Linked DNA regions of Homo sapiens: region 1 is linked to region 2. Evidence: chromatin contacts called from ENCODE POLR2A ChIA-PET data. All regions are on one chromosome and are shown on one strand. Each heading gives the region's core, a stretch centred on a gene start or an enhancer-like site at or near the end of the contact. The rest is flanking DNA. Distances are from core to core; before and after follow the strand shown.

Region 1 (2,850 bases), core at 182-2,681, 38 kb before region 2:
AGTTATTATCTGACTATCTCAGTAAAGACTTTGGCAATCAAGAGTATGTTAGACCAAGTAAACATCAAGGTCATCTGACAGATCTCCTTTAATGAAGCTTATTCTGTATTTATTGCTGTCACACTCTGCTCTCTCTCTTCTTACAGCTGGCCAATGGAACACTGCTAGAAAGTCATACTTCTCCACCAGTGTGTGTTTTCCGGTTCTGCCCTTCTCTCTTTTCGTTTCCTTTGGTCAGTAACTTCTCTGTATTCAGTTACCATTGTAGACCTCCACTATCCTCAAGAACCTAACATACTTGCTCTCCTCTCATTAGTAGCCAGTGACATTGCTCCCTACTTTACCAGGAAACTGCAGCAAGCAACTCTAAGCTGTTCCACCTCCTGCTACCCTGGAGTCGATTGGTGGTGATACTGTTCACCCAAGAGTCAGATAGGGAATGGCCCTTGATTCCTCACCAATCCTCATCCAGTTGACTACCAACCCTTTCCCAGCACCTCCCAAATGATAATTCCTTCTAACACTGATTTGGGGTGTCCTTATCATCTTTTATAAAACTACTGCCATAACTCATCTCCTGGTCTCCCTGCATCCAGTATTTCCCCTTTCAAATTTATGATCCAGCCTTTTGATCAATTGAAATCCAATTTCTCCCACGCCATGCTGCCTTGACTGCCCTATAACCATTTTTATATAGAGGATAAAATGTAAGCTAAGTTATTTCTTCTCTTTCTCCAGTACTTTATTGGCAACTGTATCATCAACTTTATGGATTTTAAAGCCTCTCCTGTTTTTCAGCCATTTGGAATCAGAGCAAGATAAAGAGGGCTGGTACTTAAAACTATTTTTGCTTAATGGCTGGATTATCTTTATAACTCTCAGCCCCCTGCTTCAGAATGAGAGAGAAGAAGGCAGCAGAAATAGAAAAGGAAATATTTGTTTTGTCCTGTTTTGTTCATTTTCAGGAACTTAGGATCCAGCAATGGTGGAACAGACATGGTACCTTGCACTCCTCAGCTAATAACTTACACAACTGGCATACAACAAACTGAGGCTAATTAATAGACACATTTAAGTAAAAACATGGCATTTGATAAAAGAAAGTTACCAGGCAAATTATTTTCTTTTGTAGGAGCCATGTAATATTCAAGTTAAGTTGCTTTTGTGGTGTTTTAATGTATTCTGTCACATTTGGGTTAGAATGTCTCTACTCCTGAGCTCGTTTGCACACGCCTGTGCAGTCACAAGTTGTGCTAGATGTGCGCGATTGGAGTTAACACCACATATTTTGGAGACTCGTCATGTCTGAAAGCAGGAGCTTCCTATTCTGGTGGATTGAGGCACGTAGCTGCTTGTTTCAGTTCACTTTTTCCTTCCCAAAAGGCTTAGCAACTCAAGGAAACTTGACAGCTCATTATTTAGGAACTTGGAAGAAGTGTTGAAGCTGGCAAGACTGAGCCTGTCTCCTCCACAATGCCTGCCTCCCTAATCCTCCATCCAGTTTCATTCAGTTACACAGATACTTATTAATTAGCCTAGGTACAAAGGACTAGGCTGGACACCCCAGGGAAGAAAGGAGCATGATACAATTCCTGCTACAGAAGTCGTATTATAGGAGTATTCCACAAATACCTATAAGGTACAAAGAAGTGTCGTGAGAGCTGCACAAAGTGCTACGTGGGAGGACCAAGCTAAAGGGAGGACACCCTTAATGCTTAAGGCACCACTGTGGACAGCTGCAGTCAGCCCAGTACTGCTCTTTACAGCTGAGCAGGGTACTCATCTGAGAGCTTTTTCTTATTTGGAAAATGAGGAAATTATCCTATGTCAAAGAGTTAGACTGACAATTAAATAAAATATTTTATGTGAGTTTCCTCAGCACAAAACCCAAAAGGTAACAGGAGCTTAGCAAATGTTAGTTTCTTTTGTTTTGATAGTATCTTTGAGATGGACTCTCCCCAAAACTGATGAGAGATTTACAGGTGGGAATGGGGTGTGGAGATGGGCATGAGAGGACACACAGGTGGGGAAAACAGATTTTGTTCAGAAAAGAGTGAATACTCCAGTTTTACTACAGAGGAGTAGGGAGACGGACTTGGAAGGATAAGTTGGGGGTCACCCTGAGGGGACAGAGATGTCTGGAAGGGCAGTATGTGCCCCCGTGAAGCCTGGACTTTGGAGCCAGACTGTTTGGGTCCAAATCCTGCCTCTGCCACACTTTTTCACCGTGAAACACAGAGCAGGCTACTAACTCCCTGTGCCTTAGTTTCTTTATTTATCAAATGGGGTTAATAAGAATATCTCTGCCAGATTCCTCTCCTGTGGATTAAAAGGGTTAAAATCTGTAAACAATTAGAACTGTGCCTGGTACATAGTAAATATTAATACCCAATAGATCCTCCCCAGCTCTTATGAGCAGGCTGAAATATTCATCATGAAGTCTCATGGCCAGAAGGCATGCTATGAGTGCATACCATTCAGAGGAAATTGGGTCTGCCTTTACTATGGAAAATGGTTCTTTCTAATCTGAGAAATGGCCTGCCTCTTTACCTGATGGCCATAATATGGAGGTTTCTTAGCAAAAGATAAAGAACAGGTGTGAACTCCTCCCTTAGACTTCCTGCTCTTTAAATCATACCTGCAAGCCCCTTCAACTCCATAAGAGTCTCCTCAACTCCATAAAGGTCTCCAGTTTGCCCCAGTGACCATCTGGAACTCCCAGCCAATAGCTAACATTACCCCTTCCTGCTTGCAGATGATTGGAGGAGCATTTATATAATGCTGGGTGGAAAGATGACTGAGTGACCAAAGACAAGCTTGAGTAACAATGGTTCAAGTTTGTGAACTAAA
Region 2 (2,700 bases), core at 32-2,531:
CCTGAGTATGAAATAAAGGTGTTATGAAAGTCTATTACAGGGCCCAGTGTGATGACTCAAAATGCCTATAATCCCAGCACTTTGGGAGGCTGAGGCAAGAGGATTGCTTGAGGCCAGGAATTTGAGACCAGCCTGGGCAACTTAGTGAGACTTGTCTCTACAAAAAAAATAGCCGGGCATGGTGGCTTGCACCTGTAGTCCCGGCTAATCCAGAGGCTGAGGTGGGAGGATCTCTTGAGCCCAGGGGTTCAAGGCTGCAGTGAGCTATGATCATGCCATCATACTCCAGCCTGGCTGATAGATCAAGACCTTGTCTCAAATTAAAAAGAAGAAGAAGAAGGAGAAGGAGAAGAAAAGTCTATTTCAGATTTTGGGAAAAAATTCAGTTGGAACAAAGGTCAGTAACATTTGTCTATCCTGGAGCCTCAGAAATTGCTACCTTTGTCAATGGTTAAGCCTCAGTTTTAGGTAATTTGTGTATTTATTCTCAGTGTGCCCTTTTCAGGATTTCTGTCTTGGTATTAAGTCACTATTCAGGTACTAAACGAACTTCATCATTTTGTACAAAGCTCCATTTCCATCCTTGTTCCAAATAGTTGAAAAATTGGAAAAATTCACAGTCGGATGGGACATTGGCCTGGCTCATAAGAATTTGACATCTCCTTTGAGAGCCCAGGTTCCTTCACAGTCAACATTTTGCTGCAAGCCAAGATCAAGGTAACAAACTGCTGCAAACCAATCTGCCAGGAGTCATAGGTTGTCTATAGGCCTGTATCTTCAGCCTATCCACTGTGAAGATAGGCTAACATATCATTTTTTTAATTTTTATTTCAGGTTCAGAAGTACATGTGAAGGTTTGTTACATAAGTAAACTCTTGTCACGGGGACTTTTTGTGCAGATTCTTTCGTCACCCAGGTATTAAGCCCAGCACCCAATGTTTAAAATAACACATACACAAATTTCTACCTATGCTACAAAACATCACTTGCATAATGAAGATACATGAAATCATGCAAAAGAAATAAAAATGTGTTCACGAAGCAAAGTGATTTTCTTGTAAGTAGAGATGTTTGCCTTGACATTAGGATTCAAAATAACTTGCAAATCTTGAGCAAGGGATTTAATCTTTTTAAGTATCTTTACTAATAAAGGTAAATGCTGACAAACAGGATAAAAACTGTATGAGCCCAGGATGAGGAAACGTGCTTTATTAGCAGTAATGTGGGTAAACAGCAGGGCTTGAGTCAGTGGTAACCTCACCATGAGTCAGTAGTAACATGATCTGACAGGGGCAGACATACGGTCTGACCCCAATCAAAAACAAAACAGAAACAGTCTTAGGTTCTGAATGCTTCCCTTTAAAAGAGATAGAGACAAACTCAAAAGTGTGCAGAAGAAATTAACTAGGATGGAAACCTGACCTCAAACTATATGCTATGAGGGAAAAATCAAGTAAATAAGGAATTCTATTATGGAAGTTGAAATGGGAGTATGATTACTGTCTTCCAGTTATATGGCTGCCTCTGTTCTATGTGGCTTCAAAAGCTAAAAGGGAGGCTGATGTTGACTCAGTGTAAAGAGGAACTTTGTAATTTTCAAACGGCTTAATAATGGAAATGTTGCCTTAGGCTTTCCACATCACTAGAGGTGCAGAAGCATAGCTGGAAAAAAATTGCTTGACAAGGCTTTTGCAGGAATCAACAGGGAGTTTAGGCTAAATGACCTATAAAGTCTCTCCCAATCCTGAAATCTATGATTCCTTAATTCTAAAACAAGTATTTAAAAGTAGCAGAATGTGAGTGCACACCAGATATCTCAACTCTATTTAATCATCCTTATTAGTGGAAATTCTCCATGAATCACAGCCATAATGTGTGTGAATAAAAAGCTAACCAGCTGTGACACCAGACAGGGTCCAAATATTGGTTCTGCTACTTGTTGACTGAGTAGATGTGGACTAATCAATTAACCCCTCTGAGCCTCAGTTTCCTGTAAAATGGGGATAACTGCATGCACCTTGCAGGAGTGTGGATAGATTTGAGGTAGCGCATGCAAAGCATCTAGCCCTAAAGTAATTCTCAATCCACAGCAGCTATTATTATTACCATCAGAGAATGTCTGAAACATAATAATTCAGTTACAATAATGAAATTCTGAACTCAGCTTAACTTGATGAACTTTACTGCCTTATATGAAAGAAAAATACTGCTCAAGTAAGGAATGAAAAGAGAATAATAGTCTCAACTTTAAGGAACAATATCAAACTTCTTTCTTCACATGTATAGAATCCTTTTAAATTTTGCACATTTCAAAATCACTTAAATACTGTTTGTTTAAATCTCACAATCGAGAGTATAAATTGATAAACCTTGGCTAGAAACAAACACAGCTTGACCCGTAATGTGCAAAAGGCATGTCACAGTCCAAGAACAGACAAAATGATCTCAGAGGGCAGCTTCTTTCTCCACTCACTTAAATCCTAAGCCAGAGGTGTGTGATTTCTCAGCAAGAAGCACAGTTTTCTTTTCCCTAGTTTATTTTAGTCATGGAAGTTGGTGAAGATGTGTTAAAATATGTTAAGGATGTTAAAGTATCAAAATGTTGTCATTTCTCCTTCAGAGAGATGAAAGAAGGTGTGAGCATAATTTTTATTACTTTGTGTTTACTAAACTCTGATTGAAAGCATCAATCTTGGTAAT

Evidence for each region. ChIA-PET counts read pairs that join two places held with the same protein, here RNA polymerase II (POLR2A).
Region 1: POLR2A ChIA-PET joins it to region 2 with 12 read pairs in MCF 10A. The contact joins two enhancer-like sites. POLR2A ChIA-PET finds 5 or more read pairs at or near these places in 2 of 52 experiments (MCF 10A and OCI-LY7).

What each region holds. Positions count from the first base shown.
Region 1 is chr12:46,701,657-46,704,506 of GRCh38, reverse strand. No RefSeq gene overlaps it. Among named protein-coding and RNA genes, the nearest start is that of SLC38A4, 120 kb to the left of the region's middle. Within about 2 kb of position 1,431, at least 3 of the 41 ENCODE cell types and tissues checked have a DNase peak (open chromatin) inside an H3K27ac peak, as active enhancers do.
Region 2 is chr12:46,663,717-46,666,416 of GRCh38, reverse strand. No RefSeq gene overlaps it. Among named protein-coding and RNA genes, the nearest start is that of SLC38A4, 160 kb to the left of the region's middle. Within about 2 kb of position 1,281, at least 10 of the 41 ENCODE cell types and tissues checked have a DNase peak (open chromatin) inside an H3K27ac peak, as active enhancers do.